Linked DNA regions of Homo sapiens: region 1 is linked to region 2. The links are chromatin loops, found by intact Hi-C in ENCODE. Cell type or tissue: mammary epithelial cell. All regions are shown on one strand. Each heading gives the region's core, and the rest is flanking DNA. Links, peaks and the distances in the headings are about the cores only.

Evidence for each region. Peaks named below come from ENCODE experiments on the same cell type or tissue, not always from the same donor. Only the 100,000 strongest peaks of a DNase experiment are listed, where the experiment ranks them.
Region 1: it touches region 2 in a loop (2.1-fold over the local background); 1 of 110 quality-filtered maps calls a loop at or near these places.

The regions. Positions count from the first base shown.
Region 1 is chr20:15,702,438-15,718,507 of GRCh38, reverse strand. The region is part of intron 8 of MACROD2 (mono-ADP ribosylhydrolase 2); the gene reads right to left. Among named protein-coding and RNA genes, the nearest start is that of MACROD2-AS1, 780 kb to the right of the region's middle. In mammary epithelial cell, for the core only: a CTCF peak has its summit at 9,322 (motif pointing left); no DNase peak of the experiment used is centred there.
Region 2 is chr20:15,820,944-15,837,013 of GRCh38, reverse strand. All of the region lies in intron 8 of MACROD2 (mono-ADP ribosylhydrolase 2), which reads right to left. Among named protein-coding and RNA genes, the nearest start is that of KIF16B, 740 kb to the left of the region's middle. In mammary epithelial cell, for the core only: no CTCF peak of the experiment used is centred there; a DNase peak (open chromatin) is centred at 5,623.

The sequences.
Region 1 (16,070 bases), core at 8,336-10,835, 120 kb after region 2:
CAGGGCTTGGAACAAATACTACCTATTCCTGAAATCCAAAATAACTTCATGTCCTCGGCATTACCTCTATGTAAAAATGCAATTGTCACTTAAAACTCATAATCATAATTAATATACAGTTGGGAGCCAATGTTTTTGGTAGAAATTAAGCTATATTTTTATGGCAAGGAAATGAGATTAAAGAATAACTTGCCTGTTTGCTTAGAAAACACAATAAAAGGCCATCCACGGTGGTTCATGCCTGTAATCCCAGCACTTTGGGAGGCTGAGGCTGGTGGATCACCTGAGTCCAAGAGTTCAAGACCAGCCTGGCCAACATAGTGAAACCCCATCTCCACTAAAAACACAAAAATTAGCGCCTGTAATCCCAGCTGCTCGGGAGGCTGAGGCAGGAGAATCACTTGAACCTGGGGGCCGGAAATTCGTACCACTGCACTCCAGCCTGGGCGACAGAGTGAAACTCCGTCTCAAAACAAAAAAAAAAAAAAAGAGAGAAAACACAATAAAAAACATGGACATTAACATGCTATGAGGACATTTCAGGACCACAATATCAAAAACCTTCCACTACTAGTTGTCAGCCTTTCTGTGTCCAACCACTCTTGCTGATCCCATTTTCCATGCCAGCTATTGCTTCTGTTCACTCTCTACCTTTACAGCAGATCTCCTTGAAAGAGTTGCCTGTCCTTGTTGCTTCCAGTCACTCTTGAACACACTCGAATCAGGCTCCCTCCCTACAATTCCACCAAAGTAGCTGTTCCCAAGGTCCTCCATTCACCCAATGCAAGGGTCAATTCTCAGGCCCCATTTGACAATCCACGTCACCCTTTCTTCTTTCTCCTCCTAGCTCCTGGCCTGCTCCTTCTAAATTCTTCCTGGCAGGCACTCCTCATGTCTCAGGTGTCTAGATTAGGGCTGCACGCTCACATCCCTGTTTTGTTCTTTGATCCACAGGTAGTGGCAATGACACATTTGAAGGATTTAGACATTTGGAGGCAAGACTTCTGGCATAATCTATTTAATGTTTTATATTTTCCCAATCATGTTATCTCCATAAATCTTGCAGTTATATGAATACATAGTTCCATCCACCAGTGAACACAACAGCTCTATCCTTCACCTCTTTCATATACACTGTCACAGATAGCAGTTTATGGTTTTATTTCCTTCAACTAGGAAGCCCTGAACTCTACCAGGCTGTAGATGCCTGACTATTTAATTAGTCACCCAATTATGGCTTTTTGCTGGCCTTAGCCTATGTTTTCATTTAGGAGAAAAAGAAATCAAATTGATTGGGCTTACAATGAAAAAGAAATACAACTCCAGTTATTAGCCCTAGCCTCCTTAAGGAAGAAATGAGAGTTTTAATTTTTCTCTAAAACTAAAGGGATGTAACAAACAACTGTAATTATTTCAGAGGATATATTTAGTATTTAAGTCAGAAAGAAACAGTTACAACCAACCTAGAGAAGTGGTATTCTCAGTTGGTGCTGGTTCATGGTTGATCATATTAATATGCTTTTATCAACAGAATGGGATTTGAGGAAGCTGTCCACAAGAAAATAGTGTGAGCAGGTCATGGAACATAACATTGTCGCCAACAGAGAATTACTTTTCCTTTTCTATCACTATATTTTCATTTCCCATTACACCTTTCAGTATCTTTCATTCCCAGCCTTTCCTAATCATGTAAAGTTTCTTTTTCCTCCTTTTCACTTAGGGCCTGTTATAAAGGATAATGCCTCCAAAAGTGGTGCTCAGAAAAAGAAAACCCGTTGATGGCTTTCACTGTGAGTTTTTATTCTTTTCTGTTCTTTTTGTTGTTTCTTGTTAAAAGTAGGGTTGTCTTGTGATGAGCGAGAAAAAGAATAAGGTGACTCAACAAAAAAAGTTTTTTAAAACACTGTAAAATAGAATTGGGGGTAAAGTATAAAGCTTGTGCACTTTTAAAAACCTCAAACTCAGTGTTGAGTACAAAAGGCAGTGCTCCCTGCTAATCTCCTGAAAACTAACCATTTAAAATGGTCTCCAGCAGCTCCCAGCTGCTTTAGTTGGTGCCTTTCCAAGTAAGTCCGAGAAATATAGAAATGGGTCTGGAACATTTGCTTGTAATCAAAATGCGAACACATATCTAGAATCGACCATGTCTTAAACACCTTACACTGGCTTAAAAATCCATGTATCTGGAGGAGACATTTACTACAGAATAAAACCATTCGTAGGAGAGATTCTTCCTCTAACAGTTTGCAAAACAAGCCTTTCAATTGCCAAATAACGTTATTTAAATCAACTGATCAGAAAGCATTTTTTAAGCGGATATTTGGGACAAATTTTTAAATAGTTTTTATTTTTAATGGTAGTCACTACTTCAGGCTGGTTGAAAGAGAATTAGCAGTTGACCTTCTCTTGCAGTATCTGTAATGAATGAAGATAAATAATTTAATAGTTTTATTTACCTTCTGTGCTATTATAATGTAAAATGCCATAACACCTTGCATAATTTGGAGTAAAAATGCCAACCTACTGTGAAGGGGTAGTACTTTTAAAGAAGTTGATATAACCTTAAATTGTTTATCACTATATGCATGGCAAGCTTGGAGGAGGCAGAGCAAGTCTTGAATCTTTTTATCTGTAAAATGAGGGTGATAAAATGATCTACCTCCAAAGATGGCGAAGATGAAATGACCAATAACAAAAACATCAAACACTTCGATTAGGGCTTGGCAGGCAAATAAGTTCTCAATACATTGTACTCGTTCCAATTATCAGCATTATTTAATTAAGACATACAGTATGTAAAATTAGCAGAGTGTCCCTAAATGAAGTGCTGATAAAGAGGTATTAAACTAACAAAATATATGCAACATGTCTATTGCACTATTGTTTGATTTACTGGCAAAACTTATCTCATAGACAGGAAAACCACAAAATACTGTCTAGTTCCTTTCTAAATGTCTAAAAATTTGGTAGTGATGGAGCCTTGATTATCTTTTTATGCAAAAACATCAGTAAAATTTGTATACATTTACATACACACATAAAATGATGTGCATTTTAATACTATAAGTTTTTGTTGATTTTTCTTTTGCATTAATGTGTTTACATTTCTAACTTAGGCAATAATTGTTTTCATCCCCAAGTAAGATCAGGGTTGCAAAAGAAATACTATTCTCTTTGGTAGAGCTGACCTTGGAAATACACGTTTGCTGACATGACTTAAAAGACTGCACACCATCACATTCTTAACTAATGCACAAGAATTGCAGCCAGATTTTTTTTTAATCACACTAAAAAATGAAGATAATCCAAAGTGAACTGGTTTTCTCATCATTATAAAATATTTGGACATAATGGCATTTTATACATAAAATTAAATCCCAACAGAAAGGAGCTAAAGACACTAATTTCTAATATAAACCTGTGAACCCTTGGTATTGCTTCCTAAACAACATCTTAACTGGCATTTTCCTGTAACAATGTAACAATGTGTATGTAGTTCCACCTACAATATATCATTGAGTAGAATGCAATTCTAAGTGCCAGAAGACTTCTTGATCTCTTTAAAATTCGTGAGTATTTAATTGAAAAAACTGGGGAACTTTAAACAAGATACACATACACAATTTGTATACTTGTACACACACAGTATATATTTATACATATATAGATCACATATATCTATATCATGTTTATATATGCATATTTATTAGTAGGAATAAAAAAGTATATGGCACATATTAGTAAAGTATGTGGCACATATTAGTAAAATATATGACACATATTTATTAGTAAAAATTTTTAAAAAGTATATGGCACAAGTTTGTACAAAGATGCTTCTCCTGTAGGCATTTTATTGATGTGTCATAGGAATACAATGTCATTAGATTCAGAGTGAGTGCTTCCCTATGAGGAAGGTGTTAAGACCCTAATCAAGCCTAAAAGCTCTATATCTCGTTAAGCAACTACCCAGCTTCTCTGTTTGTCTTACCATCCCCCAACTTTTCTTCTTAGCAGGAAAGAGCCTCTGCTTGGTTTCTTAAGTATCTTTGGCTTCTGGCTACTTATTCCACTTTTCTTCAAATCTCTACTTCAAATATTTTTAAAAGTAGCTTCTGGAAGAAGGTGGCTAAAATGTCCTTTACCAGAGGATTTAAGACAATTATGCAGGAAAGGGATAGTGGCAGGAGCCAGGGACTTCTTAGTGGAGCAAAGAATCCCATTTCCAGTGAATTTCTCTACTCAGAAAACAGGGGAAGAGAAACCTTACAGATCTACTTAAATCATCTTAGTTCTGTGGTTGGCCCTTGCCAAGGAGATAAGCAGATATATCAGCAGGCCTGGGTTGACTGGTTTTTGTTTGCTTGTTTGGTTGGTTATTTTTAATGTGCATAGTTAAACACACTAATTTAGGGCCAGGTAGAATTTCTGGTGGGGCATGGTTATAAACCACTGCCTCTTTTTCCATCATTTATACCGTGTGTGTGTGTGTGTGTGTGTGTGTGTGTGTGTGTGTGTGTGTGCATATGTGTGTGTGTTTACTAGAACACATCTACTGCTGGCTCCATATCCCAACTTTGTCTTCCGCTTTGATCTTCTTAATCTTAATAACCTTCAGCCTTCCCTCCTGGCCCCTTGGATTTCATGGACTATGAGTTTTCAGTGTTGCTGTTTAACTTCTGTGTTTACCTTTTCACCCTTTGGTAAGATCATTTTGGTCCCTAGTCTCCTGCAACCTACCCCTGACCAGACCAGACCCTGATATGTTGTGGCTCTGTGTCCCCACCCAAATCTCATGCTGAATTTTAATTCCCAATGTTGGAAGTGGAGCCTGGTGGGAGGTGATTGGATCAAGGAGGTGGTTTCTAGTGGTTTAGCACTATCCTCCTTGTGCCATCTCATGATAGAGTTCTCACGAGATCTGGTTGTTTGAAAGTGTGTAGCACCTCCTCTTTCTCTCTCTCTCTCTCTCTCCTGCCATCGAGGTGAAGACATGCCTGCTTCCCTTTTGCATTCTGCCATGATTGTAAGTTTCCTGAGGCTTTCTCAGAAGCAGAAGCCTGTATAGCCTTCAGAACCATGAGCAAATTAAACTTCTTTTTCTTATAAATTACCCAGTCTCAGCTACTTCTTTACATCAGTGTGAGAACAGACTAATACAGAGCTGAAGCCCAGAACTAAAGTTCATAAAGCAGGAGATTCCGCTGCTTTATAAGTACTGAGAACCAGAGCTGATCGGAGCATCTTGTATAGCAATGGTCTTTTTTAAACTCTGAGATACAGACTCTATATCTTTGAAAATCCTTTACTAAAGATCCTCCTCTGCTGCCATTGGTATTGGTGGTCAGCACCATATATTTTTAAACATTCTCAGCCTGAACGGCTTTCTGTGGCTTTCTTCTTCTCTCTGCAGAATGGTATCTGGCATCTCAGGGTATTAATAATCTATCCAAGAAAAAATGTGACAGAGGAGTGCCTGAAGCCAGACCCTTAATGACTCAGGACTGAGAAACAGTACCAGGTAGAGGCCAGATACCAGGATTTAGAGTGAGAATAGTGGAGGTGAAGCCTAGTTGCACTGCATATGAGATGCAGAATCTTAAGCAAGTCATTCAGCCTCTCCAGGGCTGTTTTCTTATTGTCAAAACAGAAAATAATTTTTAAAAATTACTTAAATGATTGGACCAGGACCACATCAGGTAAGACATGTGGACAGCTTTCTTCATTGTCAAAGGGCTAGTATATGGATGGTGTTCTTATTACCAGGGCTAGTGATGCTGCAAAGGCAAGGTTAGGAGACCATAAAGCTCTCAGCCTGCCAGGACTGAAAGAGGGAGAAATGGCAATGGAGACAGGCACTGGAAGCCAAAATGAGAGCTGCCCTTCCAAGCTTGGATGACAAAATAAAGCCACAGTATAGAGAGTTTGGGTTTCCAGGTCTTTTATTTTTTTTTAAGAGCAACTTCCCTGGCTCTTGCCTGCCCTGTTAGTGATAGGTCTAGAACAAATAGAGTGAAAAATAAGATGTGTAATCTGATCAGTAAAAATTAGTAGTGGTGGGGGAGGTGGCAGTGGAACCCTTGGCCACATCTTCTTAATCAGCTAAAGGCAGATGGAAACCAGCTGGGCCAGAAGTTCCAAGAAGCATCTTCCAAACCCAGGGTCATTCGGCCTGTGGGCCAACTCCAGTTCACCATCTGTTTTTGTGAATAAAGTTTTATTGGAACACAGCTCTGCTTTTTTATGCACAACACAGAGTTGAGCAGTTGAGAAAGACGCAGTACAACCCACAAAGCTTAAAATATTGACTCTAGCCTTCTTAAGAAATAGTTTGAAGATGCCTGTTTTATACCTTTTAGCAAGGAGATATGTTAGTTAGAACAACATTTTGGCTGCTGGATCACATTAAATTAGAAAGTGGCATCACCAAAGAATAGGACTGGTGTATTCTTGGAAATACTCTTGTTCTGTCGTCTTTTTTCAAAGCGAATAACCAAGGATCAGTGAAGAAAGAAACAGTTTCTTAGTCATGCATTTTAAGAAAGGGAGTAGGGAAAAAAATTCAAATCAAATGCTTGAAACCCAGGGGGCTGAAGAGGAAAAAACATGCTAATGTTATTTAGAAAATGTTGTCAGGTGCCCACCCCTGTCGCAGTTACTCTCTCTTAATCAGTAACACAGAGATTCAGCAAAATGGGAACCTTCATGATTTTCACCTAAGAAACTTCAAGCAAAGGTGCTATTACTCTAAAGCAGGGAGTGATACAAGCCAGTTGTCAGAAAGTGGATTGAAAGTGTATGCTGGTAGGAATGTAGTACATACTAGCATCGACCTGTTTTTTACATTTCTGTGAAATCAAAGCTCAAAAGCCACATGTACTGGTAAGGAAAACACACGCCATTTCCCCAAGCTGCAGCACCTGCTGCAGTCTTACTGGGATGTGCTGGCAATCACTCCATCCGGCAAGGAGCTCATAGCAAATGGAGGCTCTTTCTCCCGGGGAAGGCCAGCAGCTGATCGAGGCCAAGCAGGGAGAAATGAGAATGGCTAACCTGACAGTTAAGGCTTGGTTAGTCTGTGGAGGAAAGAAATCATTCTTGATATACTGAGAAGTGAGTCACGGACAAATGCCCAGAGACTTACACCTGCACAAAGCACCTTTCTTACCTTTGTTTATATTTTAGCAATTAACATACCACGAGATAAGAAATTACTGGGCATTCCCTCCCCTCCCTGTAACTGAACAGAGATGTGCAACCCAGTGTCCGCTGCTTTGGAAAGCAAAGCGAAAGATCAATGAGAAAATAAGCCTTAATTCACCTCACCCACACCTATACACATTCTCCCTTGAAAGCCTATTTACCGATTACCTGTCTTCAACACCCTTCACAGACTTGGAGAATTCAAAACGGGGACACCGGAGCAGGAAACATAAATCACTGGTAATGCTAATACAAAATATTAAAGCAATAAAATATAAGTGAATTATTTTTCCTCCTTGTTATTCCCAATACAATTTAATTCTGTTTCTATAAAGGGCTGCGGAAGGAAACAGCGAAGATAAATAAAATGACTTCAGGAAAAGAAAACTTTGCTCATGTGTTTGCAAAATGCTGGAGCCCCAAAAGTAGTCTCTGGGGGCCAATACATCATTGTCCTTGAGGCCTCTGGAAGGTCAAGACTGGAGGCTACTTAGAAACCGGTAACTCAAAGATCTCGTTGGGACAATTTCCGCCAAAAACAGCAGTGACAGACAAATATGTGTTATGAAAATACTACTTTGCTTTTTTCAGGTTTATGCAGACTTGGTGATTTCAAAAAAAATGTTTTGTGTGTAAAACAACATAATAAAAGAAAATCCTGCTACTTGACAGGGTTTCCTTTAATGGAAAGCCTTTTTCACGCCCATAAACACTTGATGCCCACATCTGTTAGAGATAAAATGAGAGTATAACTTCCCTTTTGGATGAAGATCTTCAGGGTTCTGAGAGCCCATATAACATGCTTAATGGAGACAGCAAAAAATGCCGTAGATAAAGTTTCCCTGATTAAATTAGTACTCTATTGAAATTTAAAATTTTATGGACTGCCTCAGGTACTTTATATATGGCTTTGGGAGTATGTTTATATTTTAATTCTGTGTATAGCTTGCTGTTGTCATTTTAGGAAGTCAAAGAGCCATCTAGACTTGTAGTTTTTTGAGGAACCTCAATATTATTCTTTATAATGGCTGTACTAGTTCACAATCCCAACAGTGTATAAGGGTTCACTTTTTTTGCATCCTTACCCGCAATTGTTTTTTTTTTTTTTTTTTTGTCTTTTTGATAATAGCCATTCTAACTGTGGTGAAATGATACCTCATTGTGGTTTTGAGTTGCATTTCCTTGGTGATTAACAATGTTGAACATTTTTAATATATTTCTTGACCATTTCTGTATGTCTTCTTTTGAGAAGTGTCGTACGGATCATTAGCCCGTTTTTAAATCAGAGTCTGTAGAAGCTAAAAAAGTTGACCTTATAGAAGTAGAGAGTAGAACAGTGGTTACTAGAGGCTGAGAATTAGGTAGTAGGGTTGGAGGGTTAGTGAGAGACTTGCTAAAGAATACAAAATTAGAGCCTGATAGGACAAATAAGTTCTAGTGTTCTATAGTATTATAGGGTGGCTACAGTAAACAATTATATATTTTCAAATAGCTAGAAGAGAGGATTTATGTTCTCTACACAAACAAATATTTGAGGTGATAAATATGCTAATTATCCACATTTGATCTTTAATACATTGTATGTATTAAAACTCTGTACATACCTCATAAATATTATAATATATTTTGTTTTTTCTTTTGGAAATGAGGTCTCCCTCTGTCACCTAGGCGGGAGTGCAGTGGTGCAATTATAGCTCACTGCAGCCTCCAACTTCTGGGCTCAAGCAATCTTCCCACCTCAGCTTCCCGAGTAGCTGGAACTACAGGCTTGTGCCATCATGCCCAGCTAATTTATTTATTTTTATTTTTTGTAGAGGCAGGGTCTCAGTATGTTGCCCAGGCTGGTCTCAAACTCCTAGTCTCAAGCAATCCTCCTACCTCAGCCTCCCAAAGTGCTGGGATTACAGACATGAGCCACCACACCTGGCCTATAGGTACAGTTATTATTTCAATGTTTTTAAAAGTCTTCTATATTAAAAAACATTTAAAAAGATTTTCCCAGAAAAGCAATGCTATTCACTTATTAGATAGCGGGAGCCTGGAAAAGCCAGCCTGCTCCTCCCGTTCACCGCCATCTGCAGGGCCACCACAGCCCGACTTTGCGGTGCACCGCCCCCTGGTGGTTCCTCCTCTGCATGGAAAGCCAGCCTCCCTAGGTGCTTTTCCTATAGGTGGGGATAATAAGATTCCTCGGTTCTTTGCCATCAAAGAACCCTGTAATACCTATCCACTCCTCTCAGAGAAAAACTCCTGGCATTATTCAATGAATTTATTATTATTATTATTTTTAGAGATAGGGTGTCACTCTGTTGCCCGGGTTGGAGTGCAGTCATAGCTCACTGCAGCTTCAAACTCCCAGGCTCAAAAGATCCTCCCATCTTAGCCTCCTGAGTTGCTTAGACTACAAGTATGTGCTACCATGCCCAGCTAATTTATTTATTTATTTGTAGAGATGAGGTCTTGCTATTTTGCCCAGGCTGGTCTTGAACTCCTGGCCTTAAACAATCCTCCTGCCTCAGCTCCCAAAGTGCTGGGATCACAGGTGTGAGCCACCAAGTCCAGTCTACCATGCCCAGCTAATTTATTTATTTTTTATTTGTAGAGATGGGGTTTTGATATTGTGCCCAGACTGGTCTTGAACTCCTGGCCTTAAGCAATCCTACTGCCTCGCTCCCAAAGTGCTGAAATCACAGGTGTGAGCCAGCATGCTGGGCTCAAGTCGAGGCATTATTGAACAGGGTCTGGCTCCCTCTCTGGTGAGACCTCCCACTATCTTCTCCTCACTTGCTCTGTTTCCGCCTCCCTGACTTCCTTGCTGTTTCTCCAGCATGTCTGTGCTCTGTCCCCACTTCCCAGGATGCTCTTTCCCCTACCTGCATGGCTAATTCCCTCACATCCCTCAGTTGCATCACATGTCACCTTCTCAGCCAAGCCCTCCCTGACCTCCCTATCCCCAGGCTCCTGGTCCTCCTTACCCAAATTTTTCTTCCTTCCATAGTCCTTATTTTCCTACAAATTATATAATTTGCTTTTTACTATGGGTATTATTTATTGTCTGTGTCTCCCACCAGGAACTAAGCTGCACAAGGGCAGGGGAACTGGGTCTTGAATAGGCCATGATATACAGTAGTCTCAACATGTATTTTGATGAATAAATAATATATTAATTAATAAATGCCTGAGTAAAATAACGATTTCAAATCTCCAATACTATTACAATGCCTCTTCTGGCAGAAGTGCAGAGCTCCTCATTCTCATCTCAGGACCACTGCATTTTCTGCTTCTTCTGCTTGAAACACTTTTCCCTCAGAACTTGGTGACACTGCGTCCCTCTCCACAACTGAGTTTAAGCATCACTGCCTTTAAGAGAAGAACTCGGTGACCACTCACACCATGCAGCCTTTGCTCTTCACCCTCTATTCTCTATGGCATTTGCTTTCTCATCTTTCTTATCACACTAATAAATATCTAAAGGGATTTTTTTTTTTACGTTTTGTAAGTATTTGTTGTTTTTGTTATTGTTGAGACAGAGTCTCACTCTGTTGCCCAGGCTGGAGTGCAGTGGCGTAATCTCTGGTCACTGCAAACTCTGTGCCTCCCAGGTTCAAGTGATTCTCCTGCCTCAGCCTCCCAAACAGCTCGGACTACAGGCACCCGCCACCACGCTCAGCTAATTTTTGTATTTTTGTAGAGACGGGGTTTCCCCATGTTGGCCAGGCTGGTCTCAAATTCCTGAACTCAAGTAATCCGCCCGACTTGGCCTCCCAAAGTGGTAGAATTACAGGCCTGAGCCACCTTGCCCAGCCTTGCAAACATGTTTTGATATCTTTCCCTTTCCACTAGAATATGAAGCTGGGGGCATGGACAGTCTTATTTATTAATCACCATATTCCCAGTGCCCAGCAAGTGCCTGGTATACTATAGAGGCATGATAATTATTTGTTGATTTTGTTGACTAACTGAATACTGAATGATTTACAGTCACCTGGTACAAGTTATCAGGACTTTAGTTACATATCTCCCCTGAGCATACCCTCATGGTAAAATGGTGATGAGCTAATTGATCTCTGGGGAAGACTTTGAGAAGGACTACTTAAATTCCTCATACTCGTTTCCGTCACCCAGGATCAGGTGAGTGTATGGCACCACTGATGTTTTCATGTAATTTACTATACATGACTATATGTATGTATGTATATACATAAAATGAATATGTTACTGTGTAACTTACTATCTATGACTCTTAGGGCAATAGAAGAACCATGACTTTTTATCTGGAGGGTTGATAACCTTTGTAAATCCAGCTACAAAGAAATATTTATCCAGAAAGCCATCCAACTTAGTCCCTTTGATAGCAGCCCTTGGTTTGCCAATCTGGACTTGTAACATCAGGGCCCATGAATCACATCCTGGCCCACTTGTGAAAATCTTCCTGTGATGTCAGTTTCAGAAACTCTGAATTATCATGAATATCATAAATATAAATCTTAGATCCACCTCCTTCTCAATACAGAATGAAATGTTGAATTATGATGGTGATAAAGAAGCTTTTGATTGACATGAAGGACTGGATTGTTAAACTGGATAAATTTTCATCCCCTATTAGTGTGCTATTTTATGTGTTAGTAATAGAAAGTTATTTGAACTTTTTGGGATTCGGTTTCCTCATCTGTAATACAAAGCATTGGAATTAACGACGTGTAAAATTCCTTTTCTATGAGAGAATCAGAACCAATGCAATTACTCTCTTTTTATTTTATGTTCCTTCATTTTTCATAGGCTTAATTTAACAATCTAGAGACTTTGTGCCTGTTCACTTGAAAATTCTCCTATAGAGTCATGGAATTTTTGAGAGTGTGAATTATTTTCCATCACTTCTCACAGTGCGTAACCAAGAAGCACTCAAAGGACCTTAGTAGTCCCTCACCCCATCACTTTCCAGGTATAAGAATCTTATGTGCCGTCTACTTCAACCCTTTCACTTTACAAATGAAGCAATGGAGACTAACAGAAGTTAAGAGACTTGCCAAAGGTCACCCAGCTAGTAAGAGGCAGAGCTTAAAGGAGAGGTCATATATTCTGACTGTATGTGGGTTCTAGCAACTCCAGCAAGCTACCTTTATTCTGCCTTTTGCAGTTACTAAAGCTGAGTAAACGAGATAAGTATCCTTATTTCCTCTGAGCTCAAACATTTCTAAATTAAACAAAAATGCTTTCCGTGATGCTAACATTTATAAGGCAGGCATGTAACAACATCCTATTTAGGACCAAGACTGACTTTGACTGGCAGATATAAAATATTTGCAAAATATCTTTATGTTTTTAAAATGACTTGGATAATTTGGCAAAATGATCTGATGTGTTTGCTAAAAGAAAAAAAGTACAACCTACATTAACAAGCTTGGGATAATTAAGAAACCATATTCATTTATGGAAAAGTTAGTTTGCTATAGAATTTCAAAAATTACTATAGCATATCTATACTTATTTATAAATTGAAGCAGCTACATCCTGTAAGAAAAAAAAAGGAAGGTAAACATTTTTCTCTGAATTGGTCTTCATTGATATTTCCAAATTACATGTTGTAAAAGATGCTTTGGATCTGGGTGCCATGGCTCGTGCCTGTAATCTCAGCACTTTGGGAGGCTGAGATTTGAGGCTAGGAGTTCAAGACCAGCCTGGCCAACATGGTGAAACCCATCTCTACTAAAAATACAAAAATTAACCAGACGTGGTGGAGGGTGACTATAATCCCAGCTACTGGGGAGGCCGAGGCAGGAGAACTGCTTGAACCCAGGAGGCCGAGGTTCCAGTGAGCTGAGATCGCACCATTGCCCTCCAGCCTGGGCGACAGAGTGAGACTCCATTTAAAAAAAAAATGCTTTGGGGCACAATAAAAAATAAAGTATAATTATTCTATCTTAAAATATAGTAGGATGATAATTAAACTGGTGATCCTCAACTTTTGCTTCACTCTGGAATCACCCATGGGGCTTTAAAAAATACCAATACCTGAATCCTCTCTCAAAGACTGATTTAATTGGTCTGACATGTTACCTGGGCATGATACTTTTTCTATTAATTTGATCATGTTAATTTACCTGGTATTTAGACCAACTAAAATTTTATTTTTTTATGAGGAATTGTATTATATATCATAAGGAACTGTAAATAAAACACATCAATTTATAATAGAAAGGTATTTTGAATTTCCTATAATATTTTGAAAGGAGAAAACTTGGGGAAGTAATAATAGAAATTAATAAATGACCGTGAGAATTAGCAGCAGAGTAATCAAGCAGTACACATTTATTGAGCAACTACTCCAGAAAGGGAACTATATTTCACCTCTATGGGTGACTGGAACACCTTCAATCCTAAAGGGGCCTATAATCAAGGCTGGAAGAGGTAAAACATACATGCATGTATAAAGATAATGGGCAGTACCAAAGAGCAATAAAGAAATACTTGAGTGATTCGTGACTTCAAATATTTATGCCTTGCCAGTACTACTGATTGAACACAGCCATGATTCTCTTCACTACTTTTATTTTCCATCTACTTTCAACTCCTATTCTATTTTATGTCCATTTTATGTCCATCTTCTAGCACCTTGCTACTCAAAAGTTGTTCCATGGACCAGGAGCCTCAGCATCACCTGGGAGCTTGTTAGAATGGCAGCATCTCAACCCCACCTTATACCCACAGAATCTCAATCTGCATTTAACTAGGTCCCTACATGATTCATATAAATATTTAAGTTTGAGTAGTACTGCTCTGGTAGACACTGATCTCTAACATCTATCAAATACACCATATTAATATTACTCATACTATATTATGTACTACAATACAGCTCAATCTCTAACGGAGGGTTTTTTTTCAATGCCTTATGCAGGTTTTTGTAGTAGTAGTGGAGGATTTCCTCGAATAGGAAGAACTGAGTTCCTCAGAATGTTTTATTTGTGAACAGGAATTATTTCCTATCTGTGAGTAACTGCTAAAATGTGTGATATTGATAATGAGACCACAGGAGAACAATGGAAGATGCAATTTCTTCAGGCTAAAGGATTCAGAGAAGGTGTCACGGGGAAGATGGAACAGAAATGAGCATTAAAAGGTGGTTAGATTTAGGAAATTAAATAAATAAATAAATAAATAAATAAACAAACAAACATTTCAAATAGGAAAACAATAGCAAAGGCAAAAGCCCTGACTAGAGTAGGAGGGGTTAGGATGGTGTGGCTCCAAGATGGTGTCAGTCATTCTCACCCCCTGGTATTCATGCTCCTGTGTCATTACCACTTTAATTAAGACTGATCTGTGTCAAAAATATAATATTGCTGAAATAATAGAGTGTGATTTCTGGGGCTATATCTTAAAAGACACTGTAAAGTAAATTTTAAAAATTTACAAAATAAGACATCGTGGCTTATGTTTTCTTTTCTTGCCTCACTTGCTCTGTGAGGAGTAGCCTCCGTGGCATGAGGTGAGGTCCAAAGCAATACCAGCACCAATTTGCCAGCTCAACGGTGCATTCACTGTATGAGGATCCTGTAGACCCAGCTGAGCCTTCAGATGAATAATCCAGATCAGCATTGTAAGTGCAACTTCATGAAACACCCTAAAGCAAGAACTACCAAAATAAGCCACTCCCCAGACTCTGCCCCACGGAAACTACAAGATTTAAAAAGGAAAATCTATTATTGTGTTAAGAACACAATTTTGAGATAATCTGTTATTAGTCATCAGTAACTCATATTAGTAGCAAATAATCAATAAAGTTTATTTGGAAGATGGTGAGTCAATCAGTGTGGCTTTAGTGGAGAGTTTATAGACTGGGGGTTGTAAGTTAAGATACCTCCAGGGTTCTGGCAGAAGAATTACAAGAGTGAAGTGACTCCTTCCTGAGTCAGAGAGAAAATAGGAAGTGACAGAGGCTGTGTCAACATGGTAAGCCCATTGCTATCTCCATTCTGGGCAGGTCCATGCAGAGCTGAGACTGTGGGAAATGTCAGGTGGAAGATATAGTAGTGGTCATGGTTTGGTGTCACAATGTGGAATAATTAGAACAGATCTTTATTCTGTCAAGAAGGGTATCTCCTAGGTTTTCTTGCAGAATTCTAATAGCTTGAGGTCTTACATTTAAATCTTTAATCAATCTTGGATTAATTTTTGTATTTGGTGAAAGGCAGAGGTCCAGTTTCATGCTCTGCATGTAGCTAGCCAGCTATCCCAGCACCGTTTATTGAATAGGGTGTCCTTTCCCCATTGCTAATTTTTGTCAACTTTGTCAAAGATCAGATAATTAATTGCAGGTGTGTGGCTTTATTTCTGGGTTCTCTATTCTGTTCCATTAGTCTATGTGTCTGTTTTGTACCAATACTATGATGTTTAGGTTACTGTGGCCTTATAGTATAGTTCGAAGTTGGATAACGTAAAGCCTCTGGCTTTGTTCTTTGGCTTAGGATTGCTTTGTCTATTTTGGCTCTTTTTTTGTTTTTCAGTTCCATATGAACTTTAGAATAGTTTTTTCTAATTCTGTGAAAAATAACGTTGATTTTCCTTGGCAAAGAATTTATGGCTAAGTCCCCAAAAGTGATAGCAACAGTAAAAACTGACAAGTGGGATCTAATTAAACTAAAAAGCCTCTTGACAGTAAAAGAAACTATCAACAGAGTAAACAGATAACCTACAGAATGGGAGAAAATATTCACAAATTATGCATTCAACAAAGGTCTAATATCCAGAATCTATAAGAACTTAAACAATTCAACAACAGCAACAACAACAACAAATCCCTTAAAAATGGGCAAAGGATATGAACAGACTCTTCTCAAAAGAAGACATACAAGTGGCCAAGAAACACA
Region 2 (16,070 bases), core at 4,510-7,009:
TATCCTTATTGAACTCCAGCTAAGTCCCTTTAATGCTCTGATTCAAGAAGACATCCAAAGGCCCATTCCTTGTGGTTTCCATTTAGCAAGGCAAACCTTATAGGCACAATCTTTGTAATACACAACTGGACTTTCTACAAAGAAATAGCTGTGGTCTACTTGCTAAGCTTCTGCCCAATTAGACCCATATTGCTTCCTTGAAAACTCTTGAGGTTTACCACAATTTGGTATTGCTATTCTTACTGCGCAGCTCATGGAGGTTGATGCCAGATCATGTTAAAGTGGTAAGTCCACCAGCCACTCACACATCAGAGCTATTACGGATAGTCAATCCCTTTCAATACATCATTTATGCTTTGAAAGCAATTTGTAAAATGAATAAAAGCAGCTCTGTGAATTATAATAAAATTACAGAAATTATTTTAAAATTGAGCTGCGTATTCAGGTAAATGAATGCTTTTTCTTGTCAACCACATGAAACTAAACCAACATCAGTAGATATATTTTGTTATATATCTGGAGAGAATTGTATTTCTCTCTAAAAAGATTATGCCTTCATTGTGAATAAAGGAAAAAACATCCCATAGATAATGACTCTTATGACTCCATTCTGTGTAACTGACCACCAATTGGTTGTAATGAGATTGCTTCTGCAGAAGATAAAGGTTTTAAGGAAGGAGTGTGTGTGTCAGTCATAAGGGGTTTGTTGCCACAAATACTTTCCAACTTTCATTCCATGGCCAATCTGATTCACATCTGCATCAAATCCATTTACCCTCTCCTAAGTAGAAAATGGAAACAGTTCTGTAATCTCCAGAGTACTATCAAAAGGTAAAACGTCACTATTATTAGATACTCAGCCTGAGTTTGAGAAAGGCAAAAGACTGAGTTGTAACCTTACTTCTTCCACAGGAAATATAAGAGTCACCCTCATTGCACAATTTCAGGACCTGGGGTCCCATGTGGAAATGGACTTGATCTGAGGCTTCTGCTTCTGACAGCTCTGCCTAATGGCCTGTGTTCCCAGGGGCTTCTTAGAAACAGAGCAGATTGTGGAGGGAAGGGAGATAAACTGGCATTTGATGCATGTGGCTTTTCTAGGCATTCTGCAAGCAACTTTACAGGTTTCATCTCATTTAATCCCCACAAGCACAGTGCATATTAAGTATTGCTGTACCAATTGTGTAGATGAGGAAACTCAAAGCTCTAGTGCTAGTTTTTGATGCTTAAGATGAATCTAGCCTGGAGTCATAACTCATTATTATACGAGTTGATTGACTTTGGACAAATTAACTGCTCTAAGCTTCAGTTTCCTCATTATTCAAATAGGGATCATAATATTTCACATACATGTAGATATAATATTATAATTATTCTATCACTTACAAATAGATATAATAATTGATATTAATAATTATTGTTAGTATTGTCATCCAAACATTAGTGTTTTAACAACATACCAATGATATTATTACTAATTTACTACATTAATTGCATACCAATCATCTGGCTATGTTAATTAGAATGAATAATATAATAGTTAATGGTGCTAATACATTAATAATAATGCCAATAGCTGTTACTATTCATAATACATTATTCATATTGATATTAAGTATCAGGCAAGATTTCAATGGCAAACCCATTTTTTTTGACTCCATAATATTGGTTCCCATGGAAAAGGGGGGAGGAAGAAATTTGTATTAATTATGTATTGCCAAATAATAAATAATTTCAATAAGTAATTACTGAATTAATAATTATTATTTATTATCTTTCAGTTTCTATAGGAATTTGGAAATGGCTTGGCTAACAGGTTTTAGTCAAATATTGAGGCTACAGCTATCTGTAGGACTGACAAAGATTGAAAGGTTTGTTTACAAAGTGGTATTCACATGGCTGAGAATTTGATGCTGGCTATTGGCAGGAGGCCCTGGATCCTCTCCAATTGAGATTGTCTGCAGGGTTGCTTGAGTATCCTAATGGCATGAAGGTTGGCTTCCTCCAGAGGGAGAGGTACACAAGACCAGCCAGAAGCTGCAAAAGCCTTTTATAACTTAGCCTCAAAAAGGAAACATCATCGCTTCTACCATATTCTCTTGGCCTCATCGTTAGCCATGATTGAAATGGGAGGGGAGTGCGATATTCATGAGCCATGAATGTCAGTGGGGGAGAGTCATGGGGCCATGGTTAAGGCTGGCTACCACAAAATGTTTAACTAACAAAAATAAACATTTTTTACAAAACAAAACAAAATGTTTTACTACAAAATGTTTAAGCAAAAAAATCTATGAAACTGTTTAAATCATCAGAGTGTCTAATATGTGCCAACCTTCAGGGTTGCAAAGATGGTTAGATAGAATAATAACCATTGAAGAAATCCTCGTTAAGTAGAGGAGTCAGTCGATAATAAACAAAAATTAATTGAAACTGGACAGACTTGTATATGATGAGATGCAAGCAATGTATATGGGGAAGCTATGGCAGCACAAAGGGAGAGGGGTGAATCTAACCGGGGCAACGGATAAGGCAATGAAAACCATAGGATTTGATCTTGGCCTTAAGAAATAAAGAGGTACTTGGTAGTTGGGAATGGGATTTAGGCTTGAGAAAAACTACAAATGCTGGAAAATACGCGGTGTGTTATTTTATTTTATTTTGTTTTGTTTTATTTGAGACAGAGTCTAGCTCTGTCGCCCAGACGGGAGTGCAGTGGTGCAATCTCAGCTCACTGCAACCTCTGCCTCCTGGGTTCGAGGGATTCTCGTGCCTCAGCCTCCCGAGTAGCTGGGATTACAGGTGCCCACCACCACACCCAGCTAATTTTTGCAGCGTGTTTAAATAACAACGAGTAATTCTGTATGCTTTATAGTAAGCGGTGAAGGCAAAATCTAATTTAACTTTACAGGACACAGGTAAGTTTCTGTGTTATAGACTCACTGAATTGCAGTATTCAAAGAGCTGGGTAGATAATCTAATTCCAATCCTATCATTTTAATTGAGGGGCCTGAAGATCAGACTTTGCAGGAGTTACCCAAAGTCACCTGGAAAGGGGAAGCACTGGAAATAAATACAGTTTACTGCACATCCTGGCCTCCTCTTAGTATCAGACCAAGAAACCAGTGACGATAAGAGTGAGTGACTCAAGGATGATCATCAATTAATGGTCACGTTTTTAATGAGATGAATTTGGAGAACAGCAACACAGAAATCTATTTATAATGATGTTAATTTCTTATATTAAAAATGTACCTTAGGTATTGGGGATCTCCACTGATGAAGATGAGTCAGTCCTGCTTGGTAAATCAAGTACTTGGCTGCTTTAAACCTTTATTTTCTATAAAGAGCAACAGCCCTGTTTTAAGAATATCTTTCTTTGCTATGTTCATTCCATTTTCTTATTTTCCCTTCCTAGTTTACATATAAACCCAAAAGCACTCAAAGCACGTTTCTCAATCCTTCATATTAGGAACAATTAAAGCCAATACAGGATCTTTCCCTAAGGCATTTTGAGCTGATTTGCCACAGAATTCCAGTGGATTAAATCAGAATGTTTGTGTCTGCTTCCCACACCCCTACATGCATAGAACATTTCCACACATAAAAACTGTCATGTGTTAAACAAGGGCAGCGGTTTAAAGCCTTAAGCATTAATGAAGTACAGTGTAGAACTGAATTGAAGAAAGAAGTCGAAGTGTGGGGTGCATCTGGCTGCCATGCTCACAGGCTGAACAATTCCCAATTAGTGTGCGTGTGTGAATTTGGACATTATTCTCATTTGAGGGTTCTATTTTCAGCCATCAATTATAGTCATTAACAATGATGAATGCTGGAAATAGTTGTACTACACTGTGGAGCTAATTTTAAGTAAATGTACCTCACTTTCTTCTGCACATTTTGGATTACTGTAGAATGCCATGTTAATGGCTCCCAAGGGGCTGTGCAAAAAGGAGACTTTTTTCCAGATAATTTTACACTGAAAGGGAGAAATTTGTTATTAAGGGACATTTTGTCGTATATTCCACAGGTTATTTATCATATTTGGTTAAAACAATCAGAGAAGGGGAAAGGCTCACAAAATTCAACATCTTCCTTCCATCAGAATTGATGACTATAATTGTTTTGCAATTATAAGAGCCTGGCAATTTAAGGGATTTTCCATGTTACGGAAAGGTTATCAAATGTTGGTGCACATAAGAATGGTCTGGACAACTTGTTGAACATGCGGGTTCCAGGCTGCACTCTCAGAGATTTGACTGAGCAGGTGCCATTTGCCTGTCACTTGTCTCTTCACCCTCGGCTCCATGCCCTGTTCGGCTTTGTGTGCCAGGGATGCACATGTCCCTGGTGACATGGCCCCGTAGCTTCCTGTTACAACATGAATAACTGACAGAAGCCTGGCAATTTATAAACGGGAATATGTATGGGTGTTTTTTCCTCTCTCTTTCTGTTTCAGGGGCACCTGTGGCAATGGCTGTACTTTTTCTGAAGTTCCAGTCTACATGGGACAGTTCATCCCTTCATGGTCTCAGCTCCTGTCTAATGACCTTGGCTTCTGGGCAGGTGACAGCACCACCCCCTGTATTTTTTCCATTCCAGGGCTGGTAATGGTTTCCTGCCATTGAGAACATTTAGGTTGCCTCACTGTCTCCCACTTGGCTGTCTTCTTTAGCACTGATGGGAGGATCTGGGCAGCATATCACAGTATCCCCAAAGAGGATCAGACCCTGGAATGTGGCCACCCCACAGGTTGTCTCCCTCTCTTATTTCTAACTTTGTGTTCCTTCACATGCCACACACGCAGAGAGACACATAAAAATTCACTGAGGACTGCAAAAAAAATTAAAATGCAACATATTATTTGGCCACTGACATCCATATTCTCAGTATTGGAACTTTTTTCCATTTTGAACCATTTTTTCCATTTGGATAAAATCAAATCATGCAGGTCCGACAAAGAACATACGTAGGTAAAACTAATCTGGATTCTCAGCTCTAGTCTCAGTGTAAGGCTTAGATATTAAGTCCAACAAACCCTTGAGATAGCGGTGTGACATTTAGATAACATTTTCTGTGAGAGTTTGCTAAACAACACAAACATATCAGCACATGAAATCAGGAGTTGGGAATAGGTCACCTGAAGATGGATTTTATTTTTCTTTAACATGATTGCTTCCCAAATAAATGCCAGGGACACTGGACTGGCTTTGCTATCCAGCACCTGATAGTTCAGAGGCAGAGTCTGAGGAGTGACTAGGTCACAACAGTCAGGTGTGTTCACAAGGTCCTGAGGCCAGGAGGAAGAAGACAAAATCCTGGGCACAATTCAAGCAATGTCAAGGGAGAAGAGAAGCTCAAGTTGTGAGCATGGACTGTCAGAGACAGAACAGGCAAGCAGAACCTCCAAGCTGGGCAGGGGCTGAAGCAGTCAGGAGGATGGACCATGAAAGGAATAGGCACAAAATGAATGAAGGTGGAGGAAGAGCTGGTGCAGGTCACCCTTGGCTCAGCAAAGACATTCTGCATACATCTTTTTTTATGGATGGGTCAAGCCAGGGAGACACATGCAAGCATTAGGCTCCTCCCTCCAGACATTGCACTAACTCTTCAGGTATTCAGGTTTCATGAGTTAGTTCTTCAAGCCAGCACATCTCTGACTAAGGTAGGAAAAATGCCTTTAGCTGCACCTGGCAGAAGAGCAAATCACAACAATCTAATAGACTCAGGACTGACCTTCCTTGATATTACTTTGGTCAAGGTACATAACACAGCTCAGCCTCATGAACTCTTTTTGCAAATGGGGTCTATATGACCTGTGGTAATTAAGAAACATGAGAGAACATCACCCATAAAGGAGCTCTAGGATCACTGTCATTGAAATCCAGGGTGTTATTATTATGTTTTAAAAGGGCATTCATGACTGGCTTAGTAGCATCCAATGTCTTCATATTTCAAAATTCCCATTTTGAATTTGTGTTAGTCCTAAATAATATAAATACTTTGAGTCTTTAAATCTAGTCAAACAGCCTGATTAGACCACATGGCCCAACAAAGGCCTTTCCCTGAACAGAAAAGAATGCTATATGACTATCACACTGCAAATATTCTAAGAAAAAACATCAACTTCTAATGTGTTATATACGCCTACATATCTATAACACATAAATGATAGTCATTTAAATTTGTATGGTGTTTTTTGTTTGCAAATAGCTTGATGTATATTATCTCATTTGATGGATACATTTAATTTCCTTTTCATAATATGACTTAAGTTGAAAAAACAGAAGTTTAGAGAATTTGATATCCAGTAACAAACAACACAGGACAAGGTATTTTGGTCTCAGAGTGACTGATTTCTTTTATTCTACAAGCTCACACACAAAAGAGGGATTCTCCCAGGTCAATGTGCAAATACTCCCCTTTGGGAGTCTTCATTCATAGTTTTGGGTACTTCCGCTCCTCATTCTGTGTCGTTTAATGCTTACTTACTCTCTTTGCCAAACGACTTGACCTATGGGATTTAGTGCATTCCAACTCCTCAGGGATCCATATTAAATGAATGAACAGTATTGAGACAAAGATAAAACCCTGGCTATGGAATTTTAGATATTGACACCAGCCTAGATATTTAGAAAGCTTTATGGAAGATCGGAGTTATACTGGCATGTATTGATTCAGAGAGATTTAAAAGGTTTTCACTTACTTATCCTATGAAAGCAGCCCCACCTTGTGACTTTGTATGCTGTGGATGCCTCTTCTTGCTCTATTTCCAACTGGGTTACCCTTGATTTGGGAACGTTTTATTGAAGTATGGATATACAAAGCAGAAACACTTAGCGTTGACATGATCTCCACCTATGTTGTCCACTGTGGCAATGGGTCCCACAACACATATATGGCTGCCCACCACTTGCACTTTCATGAGAATACAATGTCCTTAATTGTCTGGCACCTTTCCTCCATCCCCTCAAACCCGTCCTCCGTTCTGTTCATACACACCTGCCTGCAGACTCTGGAACATGCCATCATTTTGCCTTGCAGCTGTGTGCATCCTATTCCTTGAGTCTGCAAAGTCTTTTTCTTCATCCTTCCTTCAAAATTTCTTCCTTCCAGATTCAACTCCTGCTTTAACCATGCTCCTCTAGGCTGAGTTAGTTAAATCCCTTCTGTATGCTCACATTGCCCTTGTATAGCTCAGCTGTAACACTTATCATATTGTTTTGCAATTTTTCATTCACCTGTTATGTCCACTGCTTGCCACCCTCACCCAAAGGAACTTAAGAGTGTGACTGTGGAGAATGCTTTCTCTGTGTCTCTGGCACTTCATATGCTTTTTGAATGAGTAAAACAAATAATGAATGAATGAATAAGTTTATTGAATGTAGAACTTAAAGAGGATCAAAGATGAGCTCCCCATAATTTGGGCCTTTGAATGAAGGAACCAACTGGAGCCTACTTGAGAATCTTCAAACAGCATCTTCAGGACAGCTTGCTGGTCAAGGGGTGGGACCAGGAGATCACAGTTGTCATTACACGTAGTTTATAGTATCTACGGCCTGGATGAATGATTTGTGTTTTGTTTTTAGATCCATGTTTTCCATGAATGATTCTACTTAGTTTGTAACTAGGTGCTAATTAAACCATCAACTGGTGAGACAACACGGAATACGATGTGTTCTACTGATAAGTTGCTGCAATGGATTTCCTGGGATAGGAGAGAAGGAGAAAACCTTACAGCTAAGGGACATGGTAAAATCTGAGTATAAGATGGGAAGAAACTGTTAAGCAATAGCTTCAAGCAGCATAGGCAAAGTTCTAGGAATGCTTTTTGAGGAACAGTAATATCCTTTTCCTGTAAATATATATCCACTCTGACACCAGTTCAACTTCAGTTTTTTTTTTCCGATAATAATCAGATAAATACCAGAACAATCTACTCCACCTAAATACTGACTGGGGCAAAAGGTAATTTTTAATTGAATAATTATTGAACATCATTGAAAAGAATTGTTTGTAAATAACAGGCAGGTGAAACACCAACATTTTAAAATAACAATCTTCTCTAAAAAATTATGGTATTTACAAACCATTGAACAATCACAGCTCATAGGATTATTTCTGAACTTAAAGGATGTCCTGAGATTAAAGCATGTAATGCAGTCATGCATCCCCACTATTTATTCAATAGATATTTAAGTGCCTACTAAATGTTAACCAGTTTTTCAACAACAGTATAAGCAGCGTGTTGCTGAACACAGGTAATATATGACCACTAGTGTTCAAAAACTTAACATGTAATGACGAAAACCAGAAAACACATTTTAGATGGCCCTTTGGAATGTACCCAGTGAACCCAATCTACTCATGGGTGCATTGCCACATAGGACAGTAAAATCCACCGTGAAAATATTTTAGCTTTTGCATGTGGAATTACAAACTCATCCAACAAACTGATCTTAATTCTGACATTTGTTCATGGCTTTAAATTGGCAGAAATCTGATTTTCTTCCCTTCAAGAGCAAATGTCAGTATATTTGTTACCTTGTACCTTTGAACGGAAGTAGAGTAGAATCTGATCATTTTGAGGGGAGGCAGTGGTGTTTCTGGAACATATGAGAGGTAAGTTTAAATTTGGCCATCAAACTTTTTTCTACTTTCATATATGTTGTAAACACTTATCACCAAAAAGAAACCAAGGCAATGTGAAATGACCCTACTTGTCCCCAAACTAAGTTTTATCCATATTTTATTAAACTGATAAATGAGAAAGATACATTTATGGTATACAATGTGATGTTTTGATATATGTATACATTGTGGAATGATTGAATCAAGCTAACTAATATTCATCACCTCATATCCTTATCATTTTTGTGATAAGAATATTTCAATCTACTCTCTTAGCAATTTCCAAATACACAACACATTATTAATTACAGCCATCATTCTGTACAATAGACCTCCAGAACTTATTCCTCCTGTCTAACTGAAGCATTGTACTTCTAGATTTTCTCTGGTAATGTACAAAGATTCTAAGGTAACTGTTCTAACCTGGTATTAGTATGATAAGTGAGCTGGACCATCCAGCTGAAATTCCTGAGAAGTCTCCAGAAGCCATGCATTCTGGGCTAGCAACTCTGTCAATTCTTCAGGCAGGTGAACTTGCTCCATTGCTGTGGAGATGCACATTTCAGAGCCACATCTACCACAATGCCCTATGCAAATGGCTAGTTAGGGTGCCTTGGCAGTCAATTAGCATGAAAGGTAGTCAGCACCTCCACAGTCTGCTGTTAAGAGTTTAGTTCATGCTGATAACTTTCTAGATGATTGATTCCATTCATTAATTCTGGAGACCTCTCCCAAAGTCCCCCCTCAACCCCATCCCTATAAACAAAAGAGGGAAAGGCAACGGACAAGGAGAATAATATTTATTCTTCTTCTAAAGGTATGTACGTAAACATAGCATTTTTTTCTTCCATTTCAAAGAATGTCAGGTAGGTTTTGAAGAAACTTCTTGCAATTTTCATCTTATTTCAAAGAACATCAGGTGGGTTTTGAAGAAACTTCTTGCAATTTTCATCTTATTTCCTATGAAGAGTAGACTTGTACAGAATATTTTGTTTCTTTAACAGGTGTGTCATAGGAAAAGGTATCTGAGGTATTTAATAATCCTTTTATCTAAATAATATCTTATATACATAATCTCCCTTAATATTTATTGAAATGATCCAAAGTCTCCTCTTGAATTGGGTATAAATCATGGATATCTTTATTCTGAAAAATTAGAAAAATGAGTCTGCAGTCAAGTGACATTCACTGAAGTACTACCATAGTTTTTCTTCTTATCTTTGAAAAGCTTTGTTATAGACCAATGACTGCTGGAATGAAGGTTATATCTGTGAGGAAGATGGCAGTTTTTGAAAACAGTTTCTAAGGAAGAAAATGGCTTTCAAGAAACAGCTACCCAAAAGAAAAGTTCTACCATTTTTAAGGCAATTAGTTCACTATTTACCATAATTCAGGGCTCCATATTCTCACTAATAATGACAAACACACCTTATTTCACTTATTATTCCTTTAACTGTTCACTAGTACTGGAATATGTTAATGCTGTAAGAGCTAAAGTTCATATGTCAGCCACATTTTTTGTTATTAAAAATGCTGAGAACTTTAGAAGGACCGTAGCAAACACATATGGTAGAAGTAAATGCCGTATCATTTCAAAGATAAGCTTCACGTCACATTATTTTGTTACTTATATTTTTCCTAATGTCCATTGTACAGACACATTTTCCTCTTCATATTTTGCACTCATATAATTTATAACGCATTATACTAAACACCTTTGTGACAAAAGTAGTTTGATAAAAGAATTTGTGTTCAGGAGTGCCTTTACTTAAGCTTTTTGTAAAAAACAAATCCATTGACTTTGGAATAAAATAATTTCATAGCAATAATGTTTCAAGGTAGATGAGACTTCTTCTCCATTCAAAAGCTTAAAAAAAGCTTTGAGTTAAATAATGTTTATTCATAAAATGTTTGATTTGTAGGGAAAACATACATCTTTATGGAAATGTCTGCATTAAAGAACTTCTAAAACCTCCAAGTTCTTGAGAGTCTGGCATATGCAGTAGAACTTAGCACATAGTATGTTTTCAGTAAATGTGGTGTTTTTTCACCTTTCCCTCCCCAACACCTCCCACTGCCACTTCCCATCCCCCATGCGTATTCCCTTATCAGAGACAACAACAATAATGTGAAATAATACAATTTGAAGTGAGGTATCTGAAGTCCAGAGATTCCTTGCAAATGTGTTGGTGTGTGTAATTAACAATATCGGAATATTTCTTTAAATTAAGAATTACAAATATCTGTGCAAAACTTCTCTTTATGATCAAAGTTTTATATTACTGTATTTCTTTATAATCACAGATGTTTAAAGGCAGACAGCACTGCCTTCTGATGAATCAGTTGTTTCCACTGGAATAGGTTGAGCAGAAGTTTGGTAATCTTCAGGATGGCCCTGGATGAGGGGGAATTCCTGCAGAGGGTGTGAAGTTGGATTTGGGCAGAGAATTTGAATTTTATAGATAAATGAAGGGTGCTGAAAACATTGACTGCTCTTCATGAATCTCAACTTTTTCTTATTCCAGTTAAAAACATACATCTACATACATCACTGATATCTTCTCTAGCCATCATGCCAAAAAGAAAGGATATTCCAACACCAAGAAAGCAAGAACTACAGCGTCTCTGAATAGCTAATCCTCAGAAAATCAGAGGTGACAATTCTTACAAAGGAGAATATGCATCATTGTTGTAGTATATATTCAATACATATCATTAGTATCTATCTATTGCTGGGAACAACTTGACCTGAAATGTAGTGGCTTTAAAAAACCATTTTATCTGGCTTGAACCCAGGAGGCGGAGCTTGCAGTGAGCCAAGATTGGGCCACTGTACTCCAACCTGGGCAACAGAGCGAGGCTCTGTCTCGAAAAAAAAAAACCAACAACAAAAAAAAACCATTTTATCATGTCTACAATTGGATGGGTGGACTGAGTTCAGCTTGGGTCTCAATGGGTCTCAATGTAAGTCAGCTGGCATTGGCTGGGAGATCAGCTTCAGCCTTGGACCAGAGCATCTATGTGTGGCTTTGCCATGTGGCTTGAGCTTTTCATAGTATGATGCCTGTGTCCTGGAAGGGAGTGTCTCAAGAGCAAGCATTCAACATAGGAGGCAGAAGCTTCTAGTCCCCCTAAAGTTTAGGCTTAACCTGGTTCAGTAGTCACAAGGGCTGCCCAGATTTAAGAGAAAAGGAAAGAGATGCCACCTTTCAGTGGGGGGCATGACAAAAAATTTGCAGACATTTTTAATCTCTCAAAACCATTATTCTTATGTTTTTCTCATTGTGCTTTGGCCTGGTGAGAACATTGTCAAAGATTGGCACTTGTCAATGGACCATCATTAGAAAAATCACAGGTGGCCTAAATCACCTCAACAAGTCACACTTCCAACTCATAAATTTATTTATTTTCTTAGAATAAGTAAAAACTCCACAGTTATGTACCTTTTTATACTTATTTGGCATCAACTCTCAGAAAGAAATTTATCTTAAGAACATATTCCTTCACTAAATCAACAAACATTAATGAGCGTCTATTCCAGGCATGGTTGAGTGGTGGATATAGTGAATTAAGTCCTCACACAGGCCCTGGCCAAGAAGAGCTTGCATGAGTAACTAAGTCTTTTCTTTGAAGGGATATTTCCATGGACAGTGTCTCTTAATGGGTGGGGGAGAGCTGAAATACTCATCGGCTGCATATTTGTTCCCCAAAATATTATACCAATCATTTACTTCCTCATGCCAGGCTACACTGGTGTTAAGCTCTTTTCACAGGCCACTCAGCAAAGCAGAAGAATATCTAGCATCACTATGTCATGAATAGGCTGCAGTAACCATGCAGTGAACTTCACAGACTGGGCATAAAGGGTGAAGAAAAAATACTTTGCTTTCCCGCCTTCTAAACACATAATTTTCATTCAAGCTTGCATTTCCCCTCCTATTCTAGAAAGTAACAAATTGCCCTACAGATCTCTACAAGAGCCTATAGACTTTTCCAATGAAATATACACTGGCAAGGTAAAATAACCATATCTTAAAATAGCATTATATATCACTGATATCTCACAAATATATTGCAATTGAGAAAATAACACACACATTCACATACACAAACACACACACGCACACAGAGAGAGAGAGAGAGAGACACTTAAGATATGTGATTTATCAGTGGGCTCAATGAAATCACCAAAATTAAATCAATTCTCCCCAACCCCCAGCTTGGTAAGAGTAACTTGTACAATTGATCAGGAAGCTGTACAGTCAATTCAAGTCCATCACTGACAGCTGAGCTTATCAGTGAGACCACCATAGCCACCAATTGCTCAGCAATTAATTGGATCTCCCTCTGGTCTATCCAATTACATCATTAAGAAATAACCAGACCAACCATTTTACAGTCTGGTTACTCCAGTTGTCTTAATGACTGAATTGGATTGGGCTGCCCAGTGATTTCATCAGTGGCTTCACAATTGGCCTGTAAATGATCAAGACAGCCAGTCATCCATGGCCAGTGTAATTTCACTAATAAAGTGGAGCTGTCTCCTCATATGCTGCAGAAGCACTAACAGGATTGTTTTCACTATAAGCCATGGCCCCGTCTGACACGAGGACATTTTCTGACAATTACACAGCCATATGTACATTTGACCAGCCTGCCCATGGCTTAGAATAACTCTACCACCTCCAGTATGGAAGCTGCAGTGTTACTGAAGATGCAAGTCCAATTAAGTGAATTGCAGTTGCGAACCAAGCATGTTGATAAATAGTTGGAAACTTACGAACGCCGTGATGACCGCTATTTAATGTAAATCTCTTTTTTTCCTGCTTTCAAAAGAAATAAATGACCATTTCTTCCTTGGCTGACATGTTTGATCAAAGAATGGAATAAAAGCATTGAAGAAGTAGTGCTTTTAAAAGCAATCTAGTCATTCTTGGACTATAAAACCTAAATTACAACCCCAGATTTTTCTGGCAGATATGTCTGTTCAATGCAGCTCTTTTCTATTCAGCAGATATTGGTCTTATTTTGCAAATATGATTTGCTTCGCATAGACAGCTATAGACACACACACACACACACACACACACACACACACACACACACACACGAAGAGCTCACCTGCTGCTATCTTATATTTTCCTGTCTTTCCTTAGTGAGTGCTTGATTTGAAAAGTGCAGATTTTAAAGTCATCGTTAAAGCTATTTTATAGTTCACTTTTGCTTTGTCATTAGCAATACTCTTTCAAATATTTATCCATGTTGCTTCTAAATAAAATGCCCAAGCAAACATTTATGAGGCATTTGTGAATATATTTAGAAGAGGAATGATTGTCTGTGGGTCATAAGCCATTCTCTGCTATAATAGATTTTAACTCAGCAGTTTATTTGTAGGTGTTGTAGTGGAAACCAACGTGCCGGCTGGTTCATGGCCTATAGGAACATCAGCAGAGTCTCATTTACTGAGCATCACAGAACACAGGGAAATTAGTATAATTCAGCATGTAAATTGTCACTGAGGTAGATAATCCACCTCTTCCTCCCTTATCTGCTGTATCTGCGGTTTTCTTTCCTAATTTGCTGTCCTTTCCTAGTCTCTAAAATCTCTTCCTTTCTTCCTCCCGCAAAAGGCCAGATTGAATATTCCATGTGATATTGATGGATAATTTCAAATATGTATATAAAAATCACAGTTGGTCTTCTCTCTATATAAATAGCAAATGTGGATCAATTTAGTGAAATTAAAGTTATTTCAATAATGTTATCATTCAATAATGCTGTTAGGACTTATCTTCTTACATGCAAATGTAAAAATTTACATTTGTTACTTGTAACCAGTTCTATCCATAAAAGATAATAGTAAATTGCACAATAACTTTCAGTTTCATTCCTGTACATTACTATTTCTTGTTAATAAATGTAATTAAGTTATGACTTCAAACATGGTATATTTTATCATAACTATTTCATTAACTATCCATGAAAACAATAAAGAAAAATTCAACTATTCAAACAAAAGTTTAGGATGTATCACATATCATTTGGCTTAGAGACTATTAATATAGTTTATATTAATATAGTATTGTAAAACATACACACCACATTTTAGATCTGTTGTCTGGTAAGTGTACGCCACAAAGGTACAAGAATAGATCCCAGGATTCAAGCTGGATTATTTTCCCTGCTGGACTTTGCTTTAATTTGTATCATTATAATGGCCAATTGACCAGATCTGCATGTCCCTAAATTCCTGATCCTCAAAGTTCATTCTGATGTTTTCAATGATTAATGAGGCTACTTGTTTTTTCAATGCTTCTTGACTAAAAGTGAAACAGCAATCGCATAATAATTATTTGACAGAATTTCAATGTAGTTCATGTACTTTCCAGGGCTCTAGATTGAGTGTCCTAACTGTTGCACAGTTCAAGTCCTGACATTACATTGAAAGATGCAGTCCTATAAAATAATGCAGTTTTCACACTCTTCATATGGTATACAGTCGTCCCTCGGTATCCACAGGGGACTGGTTCTAAGACTAAGACCCCCTTGGATCCCAAAAGCCACAATGCTCCATCCTCTTATTAAAAATGGCATACTATTTGCATATAATCTATGCACATCCTCCTGTTACTTTAAATCATCCCTAGAGTACTTATAGTACCTAATACAATGTAAATAGTTGTTATACTGTATTGTTCAGAGAATAATGACAAGAAAGATGCGTGTACATGGTCAATACGGACACACTATCCATTTTTTGAACATTTTCAATCCAAGGTTAGTTGAATCTACAGACATGGAGCCCACAGATTCAGAGGGTTGACTGTACATGCAAGTATATACAATTTATTTCAATAAGAAAACTAAAAGTTAGCATTTCCAAATCCGGCCCAGACTGTATTTAATGCAAAGCTATCATGGTGATGTCAGGGTCAGAAATGTATTATTAGCACCCAATATACTTTCTTGTCTTCAAAACTAAATTTTAAAATATCTAATAATTTATAATAAATATTAAATAGAAATACAAATTACAACCAAGTAATTTGTAATATGTCCTGCGGAGTGAGGGACTTATAAAACAAAGGAGGAAAATTGCTGGATATTTAGAAACTACATTTTAAATAAAATAGTAAAATGAAGAAATGTTTTAAAATAATTTACACAAAATATTGTACAACTTAATATGAAGACAAGCAATGCTTTAAGGAAATATATACACGAAGTAACTATAAAGGAGAAGAACTGAATTTTATTAAAATTAAGAATTTATGGTCATTAAGACACTACTAAGAGAATAAAAAGGCAAACCACAGAGAAGATATTTGCAGTATGACCAAGGATCTGTGTCTGTGGATCTATTTGATGGCACACATGTCTGGAGAGGTAAATGCTAGCCTCTCAGAAAGGTGCTCCATTGTGTAATGTGAACAGCAGGGGCT